Regions from separate parts of the Homo sapiens genome. Here all the other regions are linked to region 1. Evidence: chromatin loops called from intact Hi-C (ENCODE). Cell type or tissue: PC-9. All regions are shown on one strand. Region 1 overlaps LINC02354 (long intergenic non-protein coding RNA 2354). Region 2 overlaps RAPGEF3 (Rap guanine nucleotide exchange factor 3). Region 3 has its middle 13 kb from the start of TMEM106C. Region 4 overlaps SLC48A1 (solute carrier family 48 member 1). Region 5 overlaps ENDOU (endonuclease, poly(U) specific).

Region 1 (5,000 bases):
GGGCTATGCCACACCTGGGGTAGTTCGAATGAGTCTGCTTCTTAAAAGAGACATAAAGCAAAAACACTGCACAGACCATGGGGTTGATAGGCTCAAAGCATCATGTGGTATAAATAGCTCACTGGTGTGCTAGGAGTATTGATTCCTTTAGCCCTGGAGCAAGCAAACAGGGCCTGCCAGGAGTGACCACAGCCCTTCAATTTCCCCAGCTTCTACCAGGCTCCTTGCAGGCTGCCTGTGCAGTGCAGGTCGGTCTGCCTGCCCCATGGTCCCTGCAGATGACAAGAAGGATGGATGCTGTCTGACACCTCCAGCATGGCCAAGGAGATGGCTCATCATGCTGACATCCTATAGGCAACTAGTCCTCATTGTGGGCAGGGAGCCCGTGAGGCTGATGGGGAGTCTGTGCTCCTCAAGACCCAGAAGCACAGCAGGGTGTGGAGCCTGTGGCTGGCAGGGGGAATCTGAGAGCTCGCTGCTCCAGACAGCTGCTCCGAATCTCTGTATGCACGCATGTGATATATGATATACGGGATGGTGTTGCAAGTTGGGTTCCAGGGACGTAGACTCTGAAATGCAGGTTGAAGTGCAGGGAGCTTGTTAGGGAGCAGTCTCAGGATTATCAGCCCTGGTGGAAGGGAAAGAAGTAGAATTAGCAGTGGGAGAAGTTGGGCTGCAAAGCAGTCTCAGTGAAGGTCTCAATCAACCCGTGTGGGGATCTCTGAAGCTGGGATGGCCCTTTGGATTGCCCCAAGATGAAGTGAGGGAGACACTTCTATATTCCTGCATCAGGTAGTCATTGGACGCAGGCTGTTCCCTGAAGAGCATGTGATTTCATTGACATGACCTCAGCTAGGCGGCTCTTTTCAGCCTGTGGCCCATAGGACATGTCCATAAGGGGTGTTTTCTTCACATTCTATACAACCTGGTGAGCACTTCTGGAGTGAGCTGCTCTGGCTTGGGGAGACGCTGGAAGAGTTCCAGGCCCTCTCCTGTGGCTCTATCCAAGGAGAGTGCTGACTCCAAAGGAGGGGGTTCCCAGCCTCCCCTCAGTTATGGATTAGCTGGGTTATTTTTCCTAAATCATCTTGAGTTTCACCACGAGGTGGTGCTACTGCCCTACAGGGATAGCTTTGAGCCACTTGCCTGGCCCCCCGCCCCCAAAGCCCCAATCACATCCCCCTTCCACCCTTTCTCTATCTCCATGATATGAGTGAGATTCAGCAAGGCTCTGAGTCTCTGCTACTGAGGGCATCTGGTGGTGCTTACCTCTCCTCATGCCAGCGACATGGGGTTAGGGATCTGCTCTCTGGCTTCTCCTCCCAGGCAACAGGGAGTATCTGACCCTCTCACACCTCACCCAAGGGCCTCCCAGGGTCTTGTGCCCCGGGCCTCTGAGCATAGTCCGTGCTGACAGTGAGCGAGGCTGCAGGTTCCCTCTGAGGTCCAGCCAAGTTATGTAGTCCTTCCAGTGTTTCTAACCAGCCACACCACCGAGCTCAGTGCTGGGGATATGGCGATGAACAAGACAGTCGCCACCCCCAAGAAAAGCACTGTGCAGTGGGAGAAGACAGCCCTACAGACAGATGAGTACTAGGCATGCCAAGTGGAAGCTGCAAAGTGTTAACAAGTTAAAAGTAACAGTTAACAAGTAAACTGCTGTCTCCCAGGCCTGGCTCTGCCATTTGCTATTTGTATGACCCTGGGCAAGTTACTTAATGTTTTTGAGCCTCAGTTTCTTCACAGAATGGTAACAATAATAGTACCTACCTCATAGATTTGCTGTTGTTGTGATATAATCTGTGTAAAGCATTTATAACAGTACCTGGCACGTAGTTATCAATCATGTGTTGGCCAACATCACTATTGGGTTGCTGAGATGGCCAAATAAGTTTTTATCAAGGAGGTGACATTGCTCCCACATTCCGACCTCCGATCCCTGATGGGCCCTCTAGATTCACTCCAGGCTGATTTTTTGGGGCGCCTCTTCCGGATCTCAGCTTCTTGGTGCTAGGGACTCCTGCTCCATGATATCTACCAGAACTGAGAGAAGGTGTCATTGTACCACCTGGCCACCAGGGGGCAGGTGTGCCACTTAATAAACCAAATTGGCCCCAGCCGAAAGCTGCCTGGGGAGAAAAGTGTGGGAAAGAGGTGGGAAGATAGGAATATAAATCTGAAATGCATGGAACTCTAGTGACTACTGTCCCCAACTTCTTTCAGTCATGTTCTTTATTTGTCAATGTCAATCCTTCAACAATCACCAACACCTGGACTTCACTACATGCGTATTTACTGACCTATAATTAATGTCAGTATTCTCTGGCAAGGGGTGGCTTATGCCCAGAGAAAAGGGAATCAAGACAAGTTTCAAGAATCGGGTTTGATCGATTCATTTATCCCCATGTTTGTTGGAACCCTGCTTCTCTGATGAGGTATAAACCCCACCATGATCTCTTCAGTGTCATTTGTCTTTGTTCCAGACATTGAAACTTAACCGACCACCGTGTCTGGGTACGTGCAGTTCTCTGAACGTGCAGCTCTGTGGCTTGCCTCTAAACCAGAGTTTCTCAAGCATTTGGGTCCTGGCATCCTTTTACTCTCTTAAAAAGAAGGACCCCAAAGAACTTTTGTGTGTGTGGGTTAGATTCATCAATATGTACCATTAGAAATTAAAACAGACATTTTTAAAGTGTATTCTTTAAATGTGGCAATAATGAATCTATTAAAAGTTAGAACAAATAACACATTTTTTTCTTTAAAATAACCAGTTTCCAAAGTAAAACTAATTTAATGACAAGACAGTATTGTTTCACAGTTTTGCAAATCTCTTTAATGTCTGGTTTAGTAGAAGGCAGCCAGATTCTCATATTGGCTTCTGCATTCAACCTGTTATGATATCATGTGTCAAGAAGCCTCCGGAAAACTCCACTGTACACTTGTGAGAAAATGAGAGTCAAAAAGGCTAATAATGTCCCTGCTAGAAAATGAAATGCAAACAGACTTATGCAAATTTAAACACCTTCCTTTCAACTTCAGAACCTGTGAAGTTAATTCCATGTGGCTTCAGAAACTTCATACTAACTCCTCTCCCTAAAGTGTCTGCCACATCCCCCTCATTCTGTACTTGGCTAATTCGTGTGTGTGTGTGTGTGTGTGTGTGTGTGTGTGTGTGTGTATGTGTGAAAGAGAAGGACAGAAAGAGAGAGAGATGGTCTCTCTGTGGCCTAGGCCGGAGTGCATGATCATAGCTCACTGCAGACTCAAACTCCTGGGCTCAAGCAATCCTCTCATCTCAGCCTCCTGAGCAGCTGGGACCACCGGCACACTCAGCTAATTTTTTTGTGTTTTGTAAAGACGAGGTCTCTCTATGTTGCCTAGGCTAGTCCTGAACTCCTGACTTGAAGCAAACCCCCTCCCTTCCTCCCAAGCCTTGGCCTCTCAAAGTGCTGGGGTTACAGGTGTGAGCCACCGTGCCTGGCCACCAATTTGTTTTTGACTAAATGCAGAATGTAGCATTTGTCCCTCTTTATATTTATCTGATTTTATTATCCCACACTGGCCTGCTCGAATGTTTTGAATCCTCATTTTGTCATCCAGTATTCTCACCATCCCTCCTGCTCTTGCATCTTCCAAAAGCTAGGTCTGCAGACCATATTCAGAGTTGACTGAGACAGAGCCAAAGACTGTGTCCTCTTGCAGGTTAACATTAGCTCATGAACCAGAAGCTCTTTGGTTCAGTTGTTCAAGACCTCACCGATAAGGAAGGGAAGCGGGTGGGTAATGAGAGACTGAGCCTCAGGTGAGGGGAGTCATTGGAAAGACTCAGGTACCACAGGAATGCGGGGAACTTGTCAATGCTGCCACAGCCCCTCCCTCCTCAGGACTCAACAGCCTCACTCCAAGTCTGAACAGACTCTTTAAGAATTAGACAGATCTGAGCCAAGGGTCACAGATCCAGGGTTATTTGATCTAGGGGATGCACAAGGGGTGGATCAAGTATCAAATTTCAAGCTGGGTTGTTCTGCAAATTGTCTGAGCTGGACTCTGGGAAGGAAGGCATGGCCTCCTAGATACTGGTTGCTGAGAGGAGGAAGGCAGGAAGAAGCTCCCGTGAGCTCCTGGGGGTAGTGGGCAGAGCTCCCCTTAGACCTCCAGACCTTGGTGGTGAAAGGAGAAGTCACACATAGCCTGGTCGACAGCCCTTATTTAGCTCCGTAGGGCCTCCCCGCTGCACTCTTCACTTGCACTCAGAAGCCTACTGGGCCTCTGGAAAGGCCCATGCCACCCTGACCCAATCCCAAATCCTGGCTGGACATGGTGGCTCATGCCTGTAATCCCAACACTTTGGGAGGCCGGGGAGGGAGGATTACTTGAGGCCAGGATTTCAAGACCAGCCTGGGCAACATAGAGAGGCGGCATCTCTACAAACAAATTTTAAAAATAAATTAGCTGGGCCTGGTGGCATGTGCCTGTAGTCCTAGCTACCTGGGGGGCCAAGGTGGGAGGACTGCCTGAGCTCCGGAGGTTGAGTCTGCAATGAGCCATGATCGCACCACTGCACTCTAGCCTGGGCAATAGAGCGAGAGCCTATGTCAAAAAACAACAAAAACAAAAGAATCCTGCAGACACCTGTGAACATCTGTGGCAGCCGGCATGGGGCTAGGGCCAAAGTGAGGGCAGGTGCCCCAACTTTGTCAACTCCTGACTACTATTTCCCCATTTGCCTACTAGGCTGGCCAGATAGATCAAGCGGCCTATCAGGAAGGGCTTGGTCCCCTAAGCCACTGGCCCAGCCTGGCAAGGACTGTGAGCCCCAGGTTAAGCGTGTAGGGGAAATGCTCCTGGTATCCTTTCTGCTTCCTCCACTTCCCCTAGCCCCACTGATTTACATGTCTTTCCCTCTCCTACCCAGGAGCCCCCGGAGAGGGACAGGGAGGGGATTGTGGAGGCCCTGGGTGATAAAGTAGGGATGGGGGAGAAGTGATAAAGGGGGTGGG
Region 2 (5,000 bases), 93 kb after region 1:
AGGATTTGGTTGAGGAATGGTGGGAGAAAGAACTGGAAAGGTAGATTAGGTTGGTGGTGGGGAGGGCTGCACTGGGAATAAAATCCAGGGGCCTCACCATCCAGCAGGCTCCCCATGGTCCCACCCTACTGTGTGTCCCAGCCCCTGCCTGCTGGAGACTCTTACTGGCTTCTTCTCCTCCGCAGGCGAAGCCCGTTCTCCCCTCAGGGCCTTTGCACTTATCCCTTAGCCTGGAAGGGTCTTTCTCTGGCTCTGCCTGGCAGGATCCTTCTCGTTCTCATCTCAGCCAAATGCTGGGTTCCCAGACAGGCCCCCTCCCGTCTCCCTATCCGGAGCACCCTCCCCTTTCTCCCACCACGCTCTGCCTTGGTGTCCTCTGTGATTTTCTTCAAAGCACTCTCGCCATGTGGAGTTGTTTTCTTTGCCTACTTGCTTTCTGTCCTTTGGTATCTCTCCCATCCCACTGGAGAGTTGACTTCCCTCCTGCGGGCCCCCACCTCCGCTTCTCCTTGCTCACATGCTGCCTGGCTCTTGGCTGACGCTCAGAAACTGATGTGGGCTCACCCTCGCAGGCCGGGCACTGCGCTAGGTGCTGATGCTGCACCTCATTCAACCCTGGCCTGTGGGGCTGCAGTCAGGCAAGGGGCAGAGCAGTTCAACAACCCGTGATGTGCAGTGACACGGGACACTTTCCCTGAATGTGCACTGGAGTCGGCTCTTCCAACTGTAGTCCGCTCCTGAAAACGGGAGGGGAAGAGCCAACTCCAGTGCAGATTCAGGGAAAGTGTCCCGTGTAAGCGACTACTGGAGTTGAGAGCTGCAGGGGGCAAGGGTGGAGGAAGAAGAGGATTCCTGGTGGGCAAACCCAGGAGGAAAGGGAACCCAGGAGGAGGATCCCTGGAGGAGCGAGAGTAAGAGTAGGACCCCAGAGCAGGCAGGAGGTGGGCAGGGCCCCCTGGGCCAAGGACAGGGGTCTGATCTTTGTCCTAAGAGCAGTGCAAACCATTAAAGGGGTTTGAGCCAAGGTTGGCAAAGTCTGATTTGTGTTTTGAATAGGTCAGCTAAAGAGCCTGGGCTTTCTCCAGCAGACAATGGACGCCACTGAAGTCGAGTGCGGGAGCTTCACAGGGCTCTGGTCAGGCAGATTGGAGGAGGAGGGCTGGAGGCACCTGGGAGGGAGGAGGAGGAGCATAGTTGGGCCATTGGAGTAGATAAGGAGTGAGGCCTCGTGGGCAGGTGGAACTGGAGTTAGCCTGGGCAGGGGAGGAGGGGGCACAGAAGACCCACTTCAAAGAAGAATCTTCAAAGCAAGATGACAAGCTACGGAAGTGTGGAGGAGCCTGGAGCTGGGGAGAATGGCTGGGGAACAGAGTGGTCTGGGAGGCAGGATGCAAGGATCCGATGGGTATATGGAGTGTGAGGTAATGGATCATTCATGTGGAAGGATGCAGGGGGTTTTTGAGACCAGGGTTTGGAAGAGAGTTCAGCACTGCTGGTAGTTTTGGGAATCACCCATGTGCAGGCGACACATGAGGCAGTAAGGAACTCTGCAGGGGTCCCTGAGATTTGGAAATGTAGGGAAGAGCAATGGATTGAGGTCCGAACCTGGAGGATCTGCTATACGCAGAGCTGGGAGGAGGGACAGAGTCAGTACCAGAGTCGGAAAAAAGCAGGGTGGGAAGGGGAACCTGAGTCAGGAGACTTGCCTGGCAGGCGCTGCCCTGCCAGCAGAGGCCTGACAGTGGTTTCCATGAACTGCATCCCTGCTGTGGGCTGGGACAGGGCCACTGACACAGTATCGGAGCACAGAGGGGGAAAGGAGCAGGAGGGATTCCAACTCTGCCAGTTAGCAGCTGTGTGGCTTTGGGCATGTTACTTAACCTCTCTGAGCCTCATTTATTTCATCCATAAAATGGAAATAAAAATAATACTTTTGTCAAAGGCGCATTGTGAATATTTAGATCCTCAGAATAATGCCTGGCTTGTAGCAAATGGTAGCTGGAGGAAAAGGAAGAGAAAACCAAAGTCAGCAGCTGAAGGATTTTCATATTAGAACTGCTCTGGACCTATCTGGCAGATGCAGAAGCACACACACACGGAGGGGCATGGATTTGCCCCGCCCTTAGACATGTTGTGTCTTCTCCTGGATCCTTGGTCCCAGGTGCCTTACCTGAGCTCAGGTGAATGTGGCAAGCAGAGCCCTCTGGTGGTGTGAATGCTGTGTGGCGCCCGTGCTCCTGGTGACACAGGGACCTCACAATCCCTCCCTCCACGGTCTCCTCTCATGTCCTCCCAGCCTTATTTTCTCGTTCCTCTTCCTCCCAGGCCCGGAACTTGCCTGTTTGGCTCCCCAACCAGGACGAGCCCCTTCCTGGCAGCAGCTGTGCCATCCAAGTTGGGGATAAAGGTTGGTGGTCTGTGCCGGCTGGGCACAGCCCGACATCTGCACCCTGCTGTCTCTGCCTCTCTTGTCCTGCTGTCGTCACTCTTGACCTCGGTGTGCCTGGGCCAAGGTGGCACGCTGTACTCCTCAGGGTCTGTGTTCCAGGCTGCTGGCTAGATCTGCCTCCTACCTGCCTCTTTTTTGCTCAGGGCCTCCCCACCTGCAGCTCAGCCTCTTGGGGATCCCTCCCACCATTACTGCAATAGCCGCCCTCTCCCTCCTGGGGTGGAGATCAGGCAGCCCTTCCCACAGCTCAGTCTGGTCTCCTCTTCAGTCCCCTATGACATCTGCCGGCCAGACCACTCAGTGTTGACCCTGCAGCTGCCTGTGACAGCCTCCGTGAGAGAGGTGATGGCAGCGTTGGCCCAGGAGGATGGCTGGACCAAGGGGCAGGTGCTGGTGAAGGTCAATTCTGCAGGTGGTGAGTTGTGCCCCTGGATAGACCCCAAGGGAGGGTGGCCCCTCGGATCTGCGCCCAGGTCCCCCAGTCAAGATCATTGTCATCATTGTCATCTTTCTGGTCTTCCTCAGTGTGAATGATGGCTAGCATTAATGGGAGGTGGAGTGCGTCTGTTCGAAGTGCATTTCATGCAGTGTGTAAGAGCATGAGCTCTGGAGCCTGCTGCTTGCATTCGGCACCAGCCCTTTAGCTCACCATCTGTGTGTCCTCTGGCAGGGTACTTCATCCCTCTGTGCTCAGTTTTATCATCCATAAAATGGGAATAGTAGGAGTACTTGCCTCCTGGAGGAATTGTGAGGATCAATTGAGTTCATCTATGAAAGCATTTAGAATGGTGCCCGGCACATAGTGATACATAAGTATTAGCTGCTATTATTATCATCATTTGTGTTTAGTCATTTAATATGAATTAATAACAATCTCATGAGATACAGGTACTTTTATCCTATTTTCAGACAAGAACACTGAAGCTCAAAGGGCATGAGCTATTCCTCAAGCTCACACAGTGAGAGTAGCTGGTCTTGGAACTTAAGTAGTCTTCATTTGTTTAGTCACTCAGCAAACATTTTTGAGGATCAGCTATGAGCCAGCAATATGTTAGGAGCTGGAGATACCACAGCAGGTAAAACAGGTCAGCTTGATGGTTAAGAGCATAGACGGTGGACTCCCAGACCCGTGAAGGCATCTTAGGCTCACCATTTACTAGCTGTGTGATGCTGGGCAAGTTGCTTAACCTCTCTGAGCCTGCATTTCCTCACCTGTCAGATGAGGACTGTAATTGTATCTACCCACAGGGTTGCAATGGCTAAGTGAGCTAATGTGTGTAAAGCACTTAGCACAGGGCCTGCCAGTCAGTGCTGAGAACATGGCGGGCTCAGGAGTATTAAGATGGGCCTCCAGAGAACCTGGAACATTCAAAACCACTGTTCTCTGCGGAGGGCACGGGCTTGACAGCTGGAACCCAGGGCAGACAAGAATTAGGGGCGTTCAAGAAGTGGGGATGAGAAAAGAAAAGCCTTCTCCCTTCAGGAAGTGGGGAGAGATGGTCACCTGTGTGCCCTGCCCTGGGAAGCACTGCCCTCTGCTGGCCACCTGGTGAGTTGCAGTTGCCCAAAGGTCATGTTTATTGAGACCCTACTATGTGCCAGGCACTGTTTAGAGCACTGATCTCCGAAGCACTTGGATCGACACCCATGTCAATAACCAACATTTAATTAAAACCCACACCCCACTGTGTGAATATTTGTTTGTAAGTAATACACATATATTACTACATTAATATCATAATAAAGATAGATAAAATAGAAATTGATGGAGTAGAAATGCAAAGCAGGTAGAAAAAGTAAACGTAAGTAGAAGAGCTCATATTTTCCCCAGGCACATGGATGATCTGATGTACCTTACTTTGGAGGCCACTGCTCTAGGGACTGGGGACTCAAGCACAGTCCCAGTCCATGAGGAGCTGATGAAAATCAACACCAAGGCTTATATAAGACACTTCCCAATTTTCAAAGGGCTTTTATACATAGCATGTACTTATAGCTACTATTTATATACATTATTTTATTTGACTTATGAAATAGTTGGGGCAAGTCTTATTGTCTCCATTTTACCAGGGAAGAAAGTGAGGCTGAGGGAGGCTCAGACCCTGCCCAGGTTCTTCCTGACTCACTGAGAATCTTTCCTCATCCTCTTGGATGTGCTTCCCTGGGCTGCGTGGCTGCGTGGGCACATGCACCTGTGTATTCTGAGCACCACCCAGGACTTCAACCCCGCTACTAGGAGAAACAACCTCTCAGCCTCCCAAACAGCACCTCCACCCTGGCATCCAGCTGGTCCCCGGCCTCCCTCCCTTCCCCCACCCAGTCCGCCTCTGCTGTCTTTGCAGATGCCATTGGCCTGCAGCCAGATGCCCGTGGTGTGGCCACATCTCTGGGGCTCAATGAGCGTCTCTTTGTTGTCAACCCACAGGAAGTGCATGAGCTGGTAGGGACCAGGCAGGGTGCCAGGGCCCAGGGAGGAGATCTATTTTGAGTGTGGCAGTGGTGGATTCTGGGGAGGGTCCCAGGGAGAAGAGGGAGGAGGGGCCTGGCTCTG
Region 3 (5,000 bases), 110 kb before region 1:
GCACAACATCAAGGAACTGACAATTCACCACGACCTTGTGAAGGGGACCCAGAAGCCAGTCAACCAAGGTGGTCCAAAAAGCCACATCCTCAGCTCCTCCTTTGAGGGACCTGACGAGGCTGCCTGTGGGACCAGGGAAGGAGGGTCTCGCTTGCATTGTGCCCATGTTCACCTGGCTCACAGGTGCACCTGGAACAGCCAATAAGTGTCCTGGCTGCAGTTGGAGGGATGAATCTTCCTCCATAAATCCTGAAGAGCAAAAGAGGTCCTATTTTTTAAAAATTTAAACCAACCTAAATCTAACTCAGAGCCCCATCCTGACTGGCCCCAGGGGATTTAATCTCCTCCATTACTGAGGCTACCTCCCCCTCCCCAGGGTCGCTCAGGAGTCCTGGAGAATTACTTCTTGGAGCCCAGGAGGCAGGGTATGCAAGGGCCTCTCACCATGTCATGCTGATCTCCCCCTTGTCCCTTTTCCCACAGGCCTCTGTGTTGGGTCATGTTACTGCTCCTTGTGACCTGGGAACCTTGGCCCAGGCTGGTAGAGCTGGTGTGCAGGGTCCAAAGTGCCCATGCAGCCATGCCCCTTGGAGACCCTGCCCCTTCTCCACAGTGATGCTGGGGCAGGAGTTCAGCTTCCTCTCCCCTCACCCTGCTCACTCCTTGCTTTCCTCTCTCAACAGCATCTTGAACACCTGATATCATCTCTTGAATAAGCCCAGGAATTCATGAGAGACAGTTCAAGAGGTTGTCTTTGAATTATTATTTTTTTTAATTTCTACCCCAAAGAAATCTAAAGGGCTGAGTTATCCCTTTGGAACAGGGGACAGATACTGGGGAAAAACACAAAACACAAACTAACATCTTAAAATGAACATAATCAAACTAGCTTGGAGGGGAACCTGCAGACCACGGAGACTAATAGCTGCTTCTGACACTATTAACAATTGCCCCAGGCTCAGTACGGCCTGGAGAGGGTGGCAACACCATGAGATGGCTTTGGGGGTCTTAGCCCTTAATAATTGCCACAACTCTCTCTGCCGCTGGCAACCTTGGATGAACACACTCTAAGTAGGTTAAATGGTGATCGAGCTACACACACACAAACTGCTTGCCCCTTTTTGCCCTTCTAGAGGGGCTGGAGCACCCCCCGAATGGTACCTGTGGTACCTGTGTTAAGAGCTGGCACCCTGGAGGCAGGTGTGGGAGGAAGGCTGACTGGCCAGGGAACTGGGGGAGCTGTGCCTGAGGGGTAGGCTGGAGATGGGCTTGCTGGATTTCCACTCTGCAATGAGTGTTTGATGAAACCCAGGCGCCAGCCAGCCAATCTCCGTGGTCAACTTTCCCAGCACTTCCTTTCTCAACCTTAGCTTCAGGGATGAACGTGGTGGCTGGACAGATCCTCATCTGATTGTCATCCAAAACCTCCATGAATCTGTCCACTGCTGCCCGAGACATACCTACCTAGAGGCTCAGCCAGCAGGGCCTTTGCCTGAACTCCAGGCATCCTGTGCCTGAGCCAGACAAACTGCAAATGGACAAGCCTTGAACAAGCGTATGTACACCTAATACAAAGCAGGCAGTGAAAAAATGCAGGAAGATGATGAGGAATGCAGGAGTCACGGATTAGTGCCTGAGGACAAAAGGCTGAGATGAACTCTGGGATGTTTTTAGAAAGACAAGATCCATATCCAACCCATTCCCAAAGGGCAACTGTCTGAAACAGCTCTTGACATCCCCTTCTTCTCACCTTCCGCAATGATTGAATTCAGGTTCTCTGCATCTCTTGCCTAGGCAATTGAAATAGCCTTCTTGGTAGGCTCTCTGACGTTTCATATATATATATGTATATGCATATGTATATAATTTACTATGTGTCTATTATGTGTCAGGTACCACAGTAGGCACTTCTGTATATTATCTCATTTACTCCTCTTAACAAGTCTATAGGCTGAGTTTCATCACCCCCATTTGACAGATGCACCCCCATTTAACAGATGAGGCCTCTGTGGCTCAGAGAAGTGATGTGGCTTGCCTGATGTCACACAGCTGGGGTACAAGCACCATGCCATCTCCGACCACTTGCCTTCCCAGCCCCCCTCCACATTCCACTGGTCTAGCGGTCTTTTTCTGAAAGCAGAAGTATTCGTATCATTCCGTCTCTTGAAGCCTTCAGTGGCTCCTCACAGGCTCCAGGATCAGACCCAAGCCCCTTATACAACTTGCGAGGCCTCTTCCACCCTCCTGCTGCCTCCTTGCCACTGACCACACACTTGTACCACAGCAAACTATTTGTAGCTTCCTAAACATGCCGGGACTTTGTGCCCTTGCTCCCTCTGTCCTCTTGGTGTGGGATGTTCTTTCCGCCCTGCCCCACCCCATACCCCGTTTCCTGCGCCTGGAGGGATCCTACACAGCTGCTCGAGCCCAGCCCTGACGTGGCTCTGCCATCTCTGCAAATCCGTCTCCCACCATCCCCCAGCATGCACACACACGTACACGCGTGCGCACCCACACCCTCCTCTGCCCCTCCGGCCCCCTGCTCGGCGTGAGGGCCGCTGTTGGCGCATCTGGCGTGTCTCCTCTTGGCCTCTCCTCTGGCACCTGTGGCTCATCTACTGTATGATGATTGTCTGTTTACCAGGCCATAGGTCCTGTTAGACTAAACTCTGCGAGGGCAGGATGGTGTCCTTGGGGCCTTGAGAAGAGCCTGGCAGAGAGCAGAAGCTCCGTAAATATTTATTGAATGAATTGAACAGAGTTGAGTGAACAGAGAGCACCTTGGGACAGGGACAATTTCAGTCACTTCCACGCCCCATCTCGTGGCATGCGCCTGGCACCCAGTGCATGTGCAGTTAAGAGTGAATGAATAAGGTCAGAGGAAAAGACAGGACGGGTGGGAGGAGAGTGGTGGGAAGGTTGGCCACAGATTCCAGTGCAGGTCTGGACACAGCTCTGTTCCTTCCGCCAGGGGGCGTGGGAGGCCTGGGCCGGGCCTCCAGACTCCAGTAATTCCTTCCTTTCTTAAAACCCACAAGAGGATCCAGGCGCGCCTGTCGTCCCAGCTACTTGGCAGGCTGGGGCAGGAGGATGGCTTGAGCCCAGGAGTTCGAGGCTGCAGTGCACTATGATCGTACCCATGCATAGCCACTGCGTTTTCTGGCCTGGGCAACACAGCAAAACTCTATCTCTGAAAAACAAAACAAAACAAAACAAAACAAAACAAAAAACAAATCCACAAGAGGCTGGAGGTTGCTTCCCTCCACTGAAGGGATCAGGAGGCAGCCAGGAGCAAAGGGAAGGAGTCCACCCAAGGCTGGATTACCCAAAACAGTGGGCTGGGGTTTGGCCTGACCTGCTCTTGCCTGATGGGACAGGAAGGGATTGGGATGCACCTTGGAACAGGTAGATGCTTGCAGTTGGAGGCTATGACTGGAGCTGTCGGTCTAGAGCCGGGAAAGGGCTCATATTTCTTCATCGTCACTTCTGAGAGAACTGAGGCCCAGAGATGTCAAATGACCTGGCATCTCAGCCAAGTACAGGCCTGACAGGGAGAGGCGGGACCTGCCCACACACCCACCAGCCTATCTCCTGAGGCTTCAGGCCACATGGCTCTGTGGCCACTCTACTGGGCCCAACTGTCCAAACAAGACAGCTGGGTGATTTTTGTCTAAATTAGATGCCACCAAATATTTGTATTATAAAGAGTTTTTCAAGTGTTGTAGTTTTGTCTTTCACTCTCCCCATGAACAGATTTGCAAGGGGACCCGGATTAGCAGTGAGAGTGAGAGAATGGAGCAGGTAGGAGGTGCGGGGAGATGATACAGGCCAACGGTGCTGGAGAGCTGGAGCATGAATCTGAATTGCTGTTCCACTGTGGCTGAGCCTGGCCTGCCTGGACATCTTCCTCTGGCCAGTGTCCCTTCTAGGCACTGGGCTGCCATGAGGACAGGCTTTTGGGTGGTGCTGTACAACAGCAGCTGACCTCTTGGGTGCTGTCTCTGCTACTGCTTTAGCGATCTCTGCTGTAGAGCTTCCGTCCCTGCCCCTGAGTATAGGCTCAGAAGCCCCACTATCCTTCCAGAGGCTGCTCTATGTTACTTCCTCCAGGGAGCACTCCTTGATTCTGACCCTCTGCCGGGGACAATCTCTCCCTTCTTTGAGTTCTCATATTAATTTGTTTATGCTTCTTTCATGGGATTTGCCTCTCCCCTTGCATGACTGTACAAAAGTGGCATAGCATAGCCGCTAAGATGGATTCAGACTCCCTGGGCCCAGATCCTGACTCCGCTGCTTACTAGTTGTACTGTGGTGTGAGAGTCTCTTGGCTGGGTGCGGTGGCTCACGCCTATAATCCCAGCACTTTGGGAGGCTGATGTGGGCAGATCACTTGAACCCAGTGTTCGAGACCAGCCTCAACAACATGGTTAAACCCTGCCTGTACAAAATTAAAACATAAGTAAAAATTAGCCAGGCGTGGTGATGTGCGCCTGTAGTCCCAGCTACTTGGGAGGCTGAGGTGGGAGGATCACCTGAGCCCAGGAGGTTGAGGCTGCAATAAGCCATGATTACGCCACTGCACTTCAACCTGGGCAACAGAGTGCAACTCTTGTCTTTTTTTCTTTTTTTTTTTAAAAAAGAATATCTTACTTTCTGTGTGCCTCAGTTTCCTCCTCTATAAGATGGGAATAATAAGAGTACCTTTCTTACAGGGCTGATGAGGGTTTTTAATGAATTACTACATGTAAAGTGCTTAGGTCAGGACCTTGTACATGGCAAACACCCTTTAAGTGCATGCTATGATTGCCACTGGAGTGTTTGTGTCTGTGCCTTACCTCCTTATTAAGCCTGTTACTTCTTGAGAATGGGGTCAGCCCCTTTTACTTAAGGCAATTTGTGTCCCTCACTGTCCTGGCGCAGGGCCTGGTTCATAGCCGGTTCTCGCTGACGGTTTGGGGAATGATGATGAGGTCCGATGCCTTCTCCCTGCGTCTGTGTCC
Region 4 (5,000 bases), 55 kb after region 1:
GTAAAGTACTTTAAATTTTCAACTTCAACTCAACATCTATTGAGCATCTTATGTCAAGACCCATAATCTATACTAGGGATAAAAATGAGTAAAATAGATTCCCATATCAAGGGCTGGGTAGGGGAGCCGTGATGTCTTTACATAATGGTAAAGACATGGCTGATTCCTCTTACGGTGGGTGCCCTCACACTGAGCCAGATTCCAGGACATGGTTCCTCACAGCAGCAGGCAGGAGGAGCATTCTCCTGGCCTGGGCACCCATGCAGAGCGGCCGTGGTGATGGTCAGTTCTCCCATGTTGTGTTCGTCCCACCTCCCAGGCCCTCCTTTCCTGAGTGCTGGGCTGAGCACTGGTGGGGGCTGTGTTTAAGTGGGAGGCCCGAGCTTGGGGCTCTGGGAGGTCACTGTGACACAGACCCTGTCTGCAGGCAAGCAGGCTCTCCTGATGCTCTCAGGAGCCCCGCACCTGTGGGGAATGAGTCAAAGGTGGCCTTGCAGCCACAGGGGATGAGAGAAAGGCTGGGCACCTGCTAGGACTCCCTCACAGCCATGTTGAACCCACTCTGTGTACCCTGTCAGGCTGTGCGGGAGTGGGAGCGAAGTGAGGAGAGGGGCAGGTGGGAGAGCCGACCCTAAGTGGAGGACAGGCCCGCTCCTCCGGGGCCCTGGGCCTGAGACACCAACCTCAATATCCGGTCTAGGACGCAGTGTGGAGGGGCTTGCTTTCTCCAACCCTTTCTGACCTGGCATCTTACCCCAGGTAAATACTGGGGCTGCATGCAGCGCCTGGCCTCCTGTCCAGACTCCTGGGTGCCTAGAGTGCCAGGGGCTGACAAAGAAGAAGTGGAGGCAGTGACCGCACTGGCGTCCCTCTCTGTGGGCATCCTGGCTGAAGATAGGTAATGCCAGACCCCTGGCCCTGGGCCCACAGCCTCTCCACCGCTTCATTCCTCCCTGCTTGAAGACCCCGGGTCCGCTATGCAGCCACCCCAACCCTCCCAGGCTTCCTGACCAGGGTTGAGAGGAAGCTTAGCTAAGGCCCTTGCTGCAGCCCTGGTGCTCCAGCATCCCACCCTTGTCCCTCCCCACAGGCCCTCGGAGCAGCTGGTGGAGGAGGAAGAACCTATGAATCTCTAAGGCTCTGGAACCATCTGCCCGCCCACCATGCCCTTGGGACCTGGTTCTCTTCTAACCCCTGGCAATAGCCCCCATTCCTGGGTCTTTAGAGATCCTGTGGGCAAGTAGTTGGAACCAGAGAACAGCCTGCCTGCTTTGACAGTTATCCCAGGGAGCGTGAGAAAATCCCTGGGTCTAGAATGGGAACTGGAGAGGACCCTGAGAGGAGACGGGCTGGGCGGCGACCCCCACAGGGCTCTCGAGAACAGATTCTCCCCTCCAGTATGGGCCCTGGCTGTGGCCCCCATTCCTCAGGACTGCACAGAGGAGGACTGGCTCCGGCTCCGTCGGGCTCACCCTTAACCACTATTCCTGGCTCTGCAAACCCCAGACTTTGCACACAGCCTCAGGCTCCACACAGAAATGTGAACTTGGCCTCAGACAGGCTGGCCCTTCCTAGGCTCTAGGGGCTAGGGGGGAGTGGGGAGCCAAGAGGTCCCATATTCCTGAGTGCAGGGGTAGTCCCTCTCACCTGCTTCCTCAGACGACTCTGGAAGCTTCCCTCTACCACTGGGCACTGAGACGAAGCTCCCTGACAGCCGAGACTGGCAGCCCTCCATCTGGTCCGTACCCTCGCCAGAGGCCCCCCTACATCAACCTCCTGGCGATGCCCTGGTGGAGCAGATGGGTGCTCTGGGAGTCCTGTGCTTCCTGATCCAATGGTGCCAAACCCTTCATCTCCCCAAGAAGCGCAGCATACCCCTGGGACCCCTCGGCCACTGCCCACTCGGGGAGCCTTCTCTGTTTCTGGGGCCTCCCCCACCATAGCTCTGATTCCCACCCCACATAGGAGTAGCCTGACTGAGGGGGAAGGGGTGGGAGAGAAGATACAGACATGGAGGAGGGGAGGCTGCTCTGGCAAAGTCTTCAAGGCTTTTGGGGGTCCAGGCCTGGGGTCAAGAAGGAAAATGTGTGTGAGCATGTGTGTGAGTGAGGCGTGTGTGTGAGCGTGTGTGTGAGTGAGGCGTGTGTGTGTGTCTTTCCTAGGACCCACCATACCCTGTGTATGTATGCATGTTTTTGTAAAAAGGAAGAAAATGGAAAAAAATCTGAACAATAAATGTTTTATTTGCTTTAAAAGTGCCTCTGAAAGGGCCCCCCAGAAGTGAGCAGTGCGCCGTCAAGCGGGTGTGCAGGGCACACAGCTGCACGGCACAGTGTGGGTCTGAGTCACTGCCGGAGGAGGGACCAGGGTGGTCTGGGCCGCAGCCCCTTTAACAATCTGCCCTTCCTGCCCTGCAGGAAGAACCCATTCTGAACACACCCTGGCTGTCCCTGGCTGCCCCACTTTGGGGTGACAAAGAGGAGGCAGCCCTGGGCTGAGTCCACAGAGACCAGCCCTGATATGGCAGGAGTGGGGGTGGGGTGGGGGAGTGGGAATACAGGAGCTCAGCCCCAGCTCACCACGGCATCCCCGAAGAGTTGTGACTCAGACACACCTGGGTTTAAGTCCCAGCTGGGAGCTCAGGTAAGTCAAATCGTCTTCTGGGGCCTCTGTTTATCAGTAGAAGGCTCCAGAAGTATACACTGTTGATGGCTCCTTCCCGCTCTGATGCACCATGCCTGATTAAGCATACACTGAGCCTAGAAGAGAGAAGGGGTGAGGCACAGGCCTGGACAAGCTCACCCAGCCTAAGCAGAGAGGAAGGCGCCAGGCTGGCAGCACCTGCCTTTGTGGTTCTGAGTCTGTCCGGTTTTTCCAGCAGGAAGAGGAGCACCTCATTACCTTAGACCTGGCCCAAGCTCCTGGCAGCCTGGCAGAGTGTGAGGGAAGAGGCGCTAATCCCTTTCCCATCTGGCCTGGCCTCTCGGGTGTGGACACCAAATCCCGCAGGGGTTGCTGTAGCTATGCCCGTGGGCATCCTTGCCCTGGCTGGGGTGTGCTAGAGAGAGGAAAGCTGGAGGAGGAGAGCTGAGCTGGTGGTTACCCCATGCCAGGAGGGCCAAGGCAAGAGGGCCTGCAGCCCCAGAGATACTGACTCTGTCCCCTGCCCTCCAGGGCACAACTGAACTAGCGGAATGGCTTAATCAGATAGCTCGAGAACTGCCACTACCACTCCCTCCCTGCCCACTCCTCCCAAAGTCCACCTGTTCCCGCAAGAGTCCCACCTCACAAGCAACCACCAGAGGCTGATACAAATGGCCGCTGTATTTTTGCTAAAGTGACAGTGACACAGATAAGGCAAAGAGCTGAGGGGCAGGACACATCAGATGGGAAGGGGGAGACCGTGCAAAATGGCAGTCTAACAGAAAATCATCCTTGTACCAACAGCCCCTTCCCTCCCAAGTTAGGTGAGCCCTTGGGCCAGTGTATGGGCAGAAAAGCAGATTTGTGTCCTTCAGAAGGGAAATGTAAAAAGGTGAAAGCTCTAGTTGAAGGGCAGTGAGAGGGGCTGGAGTGGGAGAGAAGGTCTCTCCTGGCCGGTGGTCTGGGTGCAGCAAGGGCACTCTGAGAAGGCAGAATGGAAACGCAGGGCTGGAGGGGCATGGGTACAGGTTTGGGGGCTCTTTCCAGCCTCTACTATGTTGCCCCCTTCCCCAAAGCCCTTACAGGGGCAGAAGCACATTCCCCGTGACCCTGAGTCTGGCCTCATTTGGGAAGTCTTCTGGGGTGTATGGATGCCTGTGTGTGTGAGTGAGATGGGTGGGGGGCCACGGCTATCTGGCTCTAGCACACTCATGGGAGACCAGCTCTGGGAACAACAGGATGGGGTGCTGGGATGGGGGTTTAAGAGGTCTCTGCTAGATATTTCTGAACTGACCTCCCCAGGTGCCCAACCTGGCCTTGGGAAGAGAGTGCCTAGGGCAGCGGGGATGGAAACCCTTGCCTGCAGCATAGGTCCAGGCCTCATGGCCCTACACCTTGACCTCTTGACTTTGTTGCCCTGGCCTTAAGTACAAAGATTCCTCACTGCGTGCTAAGAAAACAGATCCAGGCCGGGCACGGTGGCTCACACCTATAATCCCAGCACTTTGGAAGGCTGAGGCGGGTGAATCACCTGAGATCAGGAGTTCGAGACCAGCCTGGCCAACATGGCAAAACCCTGTCTCTACTAAAAACACAAAAATTTGCCGGGCATGGTGGCAGATGCCTGTAATCCCAGCTACTTGAGAGGCCAAGGCAGGAGAATTGCTTGAACCTGGGAGGCGGAGGTTGCAGTGAGCTGAGATCGCACTACTGCACTCCAGCCTGGGTGACAGAGTAAGACTCCATCTCAAAAAAAAAAAAAAAAGAAAAAAAAAAGAAAGAAAAGAAAACAGATTCATTTGAAAAGGTCTAAAGCTGCCCTCTGGCCAGGCTGATGAGGAGCAACATGGCAGGATCCCCTCTCTACCACACTCAGGTTTCCTCGAAAGGGGACGGGCAGGACAGCTTCCTGGGAGACCACACTCGTCCTGCTGTGTATTTTCTGCCACAGTTCTGGGGTCACCAGGGGGTGGGAGTAGCCTCTCCCAACATCTCAGAGGCTGAGTCCAGGTCCTAAGGCCCCCCCAGGGTGCAGAGACCTCACCCCCTGGGTCAGAAATCGCTGAGGATGCTGATGTCAGCAAAGTCAGCCCGGTAGCGGTGGGCATAGAGGCTGAGCAGGAAGGCCCACTTGAAGGAAATGAAGCTCCAGACGCTGGAGAGGTAGTAGCTGGTGGGGTCTGTGAGGCCTGCAGGGAGAGAAGTACCGACAGTGACTTTGGCAGGCCCTGCCCTCGGCCTCTGCACCGGCCACAAGGCCAGGGCCACCCTCCCCACTCAACATCCCTGCAACGTCCTGGCAGCTGAACCAACCCTTCAGAAAGACACTGTGATGGAGGTTTTAGAGCCATGGTCCC
Region 5 (5,000 bases), 120 kb after region 1:
ACTTTATTTTTCTATCTACCTGCAGAGGACCACAAAGAGTCAGAGCCATTGCCACAGCTGGAGGAAGAGACAGAAGAGGCCCTCGCCAGCAGTGAGCCTGCCTCCCCAAAGGGGGGCCCTCAAGATAAAGCAGGAGGGACATGAGGGTGACAAGCAGGGGCGGCCATGGCAGTGGCACCAGGCCCAGGCCTCAGCCAGATGAGAGAGGCTTGTTGGATTCTGGGAACCTGGGCAGGAAGAAGCCTGGGGGGGCTCAGCCAGCCTGGGGGGCCATGGGAGGAGGGTAGCTAGGAAAGAGAGCCTGAGGCCTGGAGAGGGAAGTGGAAGAGATTTTATTTTTAGAATGAGAAGATTAGAAAAACAGCAGGCCAGAAAGTAAAGTTCGGCATCAGAAAGGACTTCCTGACTGTGAAGGGTGTGCACGAATTAGGTTTGTTTGTTTTCCTTCCCTGGAGATCTTTACTGGGCAGAGTGAAGACAGCCAGGCTAGGGAGCGACAGCCTGTGGGGCGTTCAGAGCGACCTCTAGAGGTCAGCCCGGGACACACCACCCCTCTCTTCTCAGACTTGTACTCGGCACCCACCTCCTGCCAGGGCCGCTGCTACGAAGCCTTTGACAAGCACCACCAATGTCACTGCAATGCCCGCTGCCAAGAGTTTGGGAACTGCTGCAAGGATTTTGAGAGCCTGTGTAGTGACCACGGTTAGTCTTCTGCTCCCTTAGCTAAGCTGCAGAGACAGAAGGACTTTAGAGCAGGTTCTCAACATGTGGTCCCTGGACCAGCAGCTTCAGCAATGTCTGAGAACTTGTTAGAAACACAAACTCTGGGGCTTCACTCCGGGCCTACTTAATTAGAAACTCTAGGGATGGGACTCACTGTCCTGTACTACCAGGGCCTCCAGGTGGTTCTGATGCATGCTCAAGCGTGAGACCCCTTCTAGGGGGAAGGGGCGGGGGACATTCTGTGGGCAATGCCGTGTGGTGATTTTACACGTCCTTTAGGCTCTGGGCCCCTGTCCACCACTAGGGTGTCCAACTGTGGCCCCCCTCCCTCCTTGCTGGCTTCTTGAAGGTGCCCAGGAGGGGAGGTACACAGATAATTTCCTGCCCGCCCCCCTTTCCCTCTGGCTCTGAGGCCACCCCTCTTCCAATTCCTCCCAGAGGTCTCCCACAGCAGTGATGCCATAACAAAAGAGGAGATTCAGAGCATCTCTGAGAAGATCTACAGGGCAGACACCAACAAAGCCCAGAAGGAAGACATCGTTCTCAATAGCCAAAACTGCATCTCCCCGTCAGAGACCAGAAACCAAGTGGATCGCTGCCCAAAGCCGTGAGTTCCCACAATTCCTCTTTCTACCCCCTAAATCTTGCCCCTATCCTTGCTTCTTTCGATGTCTCGACTTTTTATCCTCAAGTCAGGCACGATCAAAGGGAGAGCAGAAAAAAAATAGTTCTCCAGAGACAAAGCCATCTTGAGGGACTGTGGATATCCAGTTGGGAGGGTTTCTGTGATTGGCCAGGCTGAGGATAGAACAGCTCTTCCAAAACATGAGGTGGAAGAAAAGTGACCTGATGTGTGACTTTCAAGAGTACCCGAAGTGCCCCCTCGGCTCCTGAACCCAGCCCTCGCCTGTCTGCCCCTGGCCTGTCTAGAAGTCTCTGGAGGGGTCGCTGCCCTGTGTTTGGGGCTCTCAGTGGGGCTCCCCTCTGCCTCCCCCAGACTCTTCACTTATGTCAATGAGAAGCTGTTCTCCAAGCCCACCTATGCAGCCTTCATCAACCTCCTCAACAACTACCAGCGGGCAACAGGCCATGGGGAGCACTTCAGTGCCCAGGAGCTGGCCGAGCAGGACGCCTTCCTCAGAGAGATCATGAAGACAGCAGTCATGAAGGAGCTCTACAGCTTCCTCCATCACCAGAGTGAGTGAGCACCCCCAGGCCCCAGAGCGCATGAGTCTGTCTGAGCGAAGCCAGGTGGGCGGGGGAGGGGAAGGTTAGGAGGGCAGGTGAGGAGGCGGTGGGGACTCTGTGGAGGTCAGTGTACATCTGGGAGGGATGAGGGATGAGGCCAGGGGGAAGCCAAGGAGAGGTTAGGAACCCAACCAGGAGCTGGCACATCCTCTGGCTGGCTGGCTTGGATATCACCCCACCTTTGACTTCATGTTAACTGCCTCATGCACGCCCACCCTCTGCTACAGTCTCAGGGTTCTCTGCCAGGTGTGAGCCTCCCCTCACATCCCACCCCCACCCAGAGCACGTCTCAGCCACCTCCGCGATCCTGGAGTCAGCACCATGTTTCAGACAGGTAGAGTCGCTGACTCTACTCCCTCCTCCCGCAATAAAGTCCAGGAATCGGGTTGGCTGAGTCCACCTTTTGGCTGGGGAAACAACATCAGAGAATCAACAAAGGTTCAGAGCGGGAAGTCCTATCGGGAAGAGTTGTGGTTGGAAAGCCTCCAGGTAGAGACACATTTGAGTCAGACCAAAAAAGATTTTGGCCGCAGGACTTCTTGGCATGGAGTTGTGTTTGTTACTGTCCTGCAGATTCCTTTCCCAACTCCAGGCAGCTGGGCTTTGTCTCAGGGGTGGCTCTGTCCGGGTCTTCCCTCGTTGTCCCTGAGAGTGCCTTGGCTCAGAGCTGCTGCCTCCCTTAAGAGTTGGTGACACTGTTTTTAGGTAAAGTGACAGCGACACAAGAGTGACTCTATGAAGAAGTTGCAATCCTGTGCTGCCCCCTGGCGTTCTCTTCGTAGTAAATACACAAGAGAATCTTGGAGGTCTAGACTGAGCAAGGGCTTTTCAAATGAGAGAAACGGAGGCCAGACAGGCTAGACTTATCTGAGGCCACAAATGAGTTGGAAGCGGAGCTGGGGCTGGAACTCAGGGTTCCGATGCCAAGGCCAGGCTGTCCCGTTACTAACTCTCTCCTCACCTCTCTCCTTGTCCAAATCCCACTTATCCTTAAAGTTCTATGATAATTCATATCCCACCGCATTTGTGAAGGCTGCACCTGCCCCAGCTCACTCTGGCTTTCGGCACCTCTGCAGAGTTTGGAGTGTGGTCCACAATAGCCTTGGGCCAGAGAGACTTGGTTTAAATCTTGGCTCTGCCACTTGCTAGTGACTTGACCCTGGGCAATTTATTTGACCTCTCTGGGACTTCCCTTTGAAATGGGGTTTTTGAGGATGACTGCTTATAAAGCACCCAGTAGAAAGCCTGGCACTCAGTCCTTGCTCAGTAAGGGGAACTATTCAGTGTGTGAAACCATTCTCTGTTATTTTATGTAGTCTTGTTTTCCAAATGTGTTTTAAGTCCTGGAAAGGAAGGAATATGTCTGGTATCTCTTTTGTATTCACCATATAAAATTGTGGGCAGTAAACAGTCAATCTTTGATGGTTCCCTCATTGAAATCTCCAGCCCTGAACTTTCCCAAGGGCCTTCTCAACATCTTCCACTTAGCTATCTAACTGATATTCACACAGAACCTAGTGTAGAAATAATTTTTGGTTCCCATCAAAAATACCTGCTCCTCTCTGGGTCTTCCCCATTTCATAAATGGCGGGCATAACCCATCCGGTTGCTCAGGCCAAAAGCCTAGTAGTTAGATGTAATTGTTCTCTTTACCTCAAAGTTCCCTACTCCCATCTCCTCCATCAGTAATGTAATGTCCATCACTCCCACTTCAAAATATGTCCTGGGCCTACTGCTTCTCTCTCCTCCTCCGGAGTTAACACCACCATCTAAGCCCCATCAACTTCTTACGTAGACAAAGCATGAGCCTCAAGACTGGTCTCTCTGCTTCCACTCATACCACCCCATTGCCTTTTTAACATACACAGCCAGGGTGATCTTTTAAAAGGTCCTATCATACAATTCCCCTGCTTAAAATCCTTCAGTGGCTCTGCACTACCAAGAAGCTATAGAGTTGTTAAAGAGATTGGTCTCTGGAGCTAGACTGAGTGGACTCAAGTGCTGTCTCTACCTTTCATTAACTGTGATCTTGCATGAGTTTTATACTTTGTCCGTCTCAGTTTCTTCATTTCTAAGTTGGGGATAATTAGTACCAAGCTTATATGAAGATTCAACGTGAGGATTCAGTGTTACATTGAAAGCACTTAAAATGGCAGGCACTAGGTGGACAGAAAGCAATTAGTAAATCTAAAACATTTTTTGTTTTATTTCTATTTGCCTGAGACCTGACCTTCTTGCCATGGCTTGAAGGATCTGACCCTTGGCTGCTTCTCAAACCTCCTCTCCTACCACTCTCCCCTCCTGCTCCAGCCTCACTGACTTCTTTTAGTTCTTTGAGTAGCAAACTCAAGTCTGCCTGGAGCCTTTGCTCTTGCAGTTCCCTCTACATGGAGGAATCTTCCCCACAGATCTTTGTGTAGCAAGTTCCTTATCCTTCAGCTCTCTGATCAGTGCTACCTTTTCACAGAGGCCTTTCTGATGTTCCTTTCTAGAAGACCCCCCCCCCCCGCCAACTTATGTGCCAGCCCTTTCCCGTCATTACGGGCTACTTTGCTTCATAGCACTGATCTGAAATCATATTTCTTATTGTTTACTTATTATTTGACTCCTCCAGTGGAATGTAATATAGATAGAGACCGTGTCCTTGCTATTCCCAGCTGAATCCTCAGCCTTTAGATCTGGATTTGGCACAAAATAGGCATCCCATAGATAATCATTGAATTAACAGCCGAACACATTTGTTGATTGAACCCACATGTTTCTTGACGTGTGGGAGCAAGTAGCTCTTCAGGTCTCTGTTTAGCGCTCCCAGGACCTGGCCCTGCCTCCCCTCTCCAAAACCCTTTGTGTTCCTCTGCAGATCGCTATGGCTCAGAGCAAGAGTTTGTCGATGACTTGAAGAACATGTGGTTTGGGCTCTATTCAAGAGGCAATGAAGAGGGGGACTCGAGTGGCTTTGAACATGTCTTCTCAGGTGGGAGCACTTTTCTTGGAAAGAAAGAGTTGGAGGGATGAAGAGGAATGGCTTT

Evidence for each region. Peaks named below come from ENCODE experiments on the same cell type or tissue, not always from the same donor. Only the 100,000 strongest peaks of a DNase experiment are listed, where the experiment ranks them.
Region 2: a loop joins it to region 1, with 8 times the contacts of the local background. A loop is called at or near these places in 35 of 110 quality-filtered maps.
Region 3: it touches region 1 in a loop (14-fold over the local background); 11 of 110 quality-filtered maps call a loop at or near these places.
Region 4: a loop joins it to region 1, with 6 times the contacts of the local background. A loop is called at or near these places in 100 of 110 quality-filtered maps.
Region 5: it touches region 1 in a loop (11-fold over the local background); 102 of 110 quality-filtered maps call a loop at or near these places.

The regions. Positions count from the first base shown.
Region 1 is chr12:47,834,861-47,839,860 of GRCh38, reverse strand. It overlaps LINC02354 (long intergenic non-protein coding RNA 2354), which reads right to left. Exons shown (of 3, transcript XR_007063292.1): 3 at 1-2,043. Among named protein-coding and RNA genes, the nearest start is that of LINC02354, 8.2 kb to the right of the region's middle. In PC-9, CTCF peaks have their summits at 1,098 (motif pointing right), 1,870 and 2,077 (motif pointing right); DNase peaks (open chromatin) are centred at 2,100 and 3,880; H3K27ac peaks cover 1,438 bases.
Region 2 is chr12:47,741,394-47,746,393 of GRCh38, reverse strand. It overlaps RAPGEF3 (Rap guanine nucleotide exchange factor 3), which reads left to right. Exons shown (of 28, transcript NM_001098531.4): 17 at 2,326-2,407; 18 at 2,718-2,864; 19 at 4,792-4,889. Among named protein-coding and RNA genes, the nearest start is that of RAPGEF3, 15 kb to the left of the region's middle. RefSeq lists an enhancer at 3,704-3,753. In PC-9, CTCF peaks have their summits at 2,012, 2,218 (motif pointing left), 3,802 and 4,009 (motif pointing left); a DNase peak (open chromatin) is centred at 2,173.
Region 3 is chr12:47,947,612-47,952,611 of GRCh38, reverse strand. No RefSeq gene overlaps it. Among named protein-coding and RNA genes, the nearest start is that of TMEM106C, 13 kb to the left of the region's middle. In PC-9, CTCF peaks have their summits at 2,794 and 2,998 (motif pointing right); a DNase peak (open chromatin) is centred at 2,981; H3K27ac peaks cover 55 bases.
Region 4 is chr12:47,779,977-47,784,976 of GRCh38, reverse strand. It overlaps SLC48A1 (solute carrier family 48 member 1), which reads right to left. Exons shown (of 3, transcript NM_017842.3): 3 at 2,226-4,832. The coding sequence ends at 4,696. HDAC7 (histone deacetylase 7) reads left to right here. Exons shown (of 26, transcript NM_015401.5): 25 at 760-898; 26 at 1,091-2,255. The coding sequence ends at 1,136. Among named protein-coding and RNA genes, the nearest start is that of SLC48A1, 9.2 kb to the right of the region's middle. In PC-9, no CTCF peak of the experiment used is centred here; a DNase peak (open chromatin) is centred at 2,836; H3K27ac peaks cover 1,604 bases.
Region 5 is chr12:47,713,220-47,718,219 of GRCh38, reverse strand. It overlaps ENDOU (endonuclease, poly(U) specific), which reads left to right. Exons shown (of 10, transcript NM_001172439.2): 3 at 26-91; 4 at 565-702; 5 at 1,162-1,330; 6 at 1,721-1,920; 7 at 4,832-4,945. The region is part of intron 1 of RPAP3-DT (RPAP3 divergent transcript); the gene reads right to left. Among named protein-coding and RNA genes, the nearest start is that of RPAP3-DT, 9.6 kb to the right of the region's middle. RefSeq lists enhancers at 1-24, 365-484. In PC-9, CTCF peaks have their summits at 563, 2,515 and 2,716 (motif pointing left); DNase peaks (open chromatin) are centred at 469 and 2,729.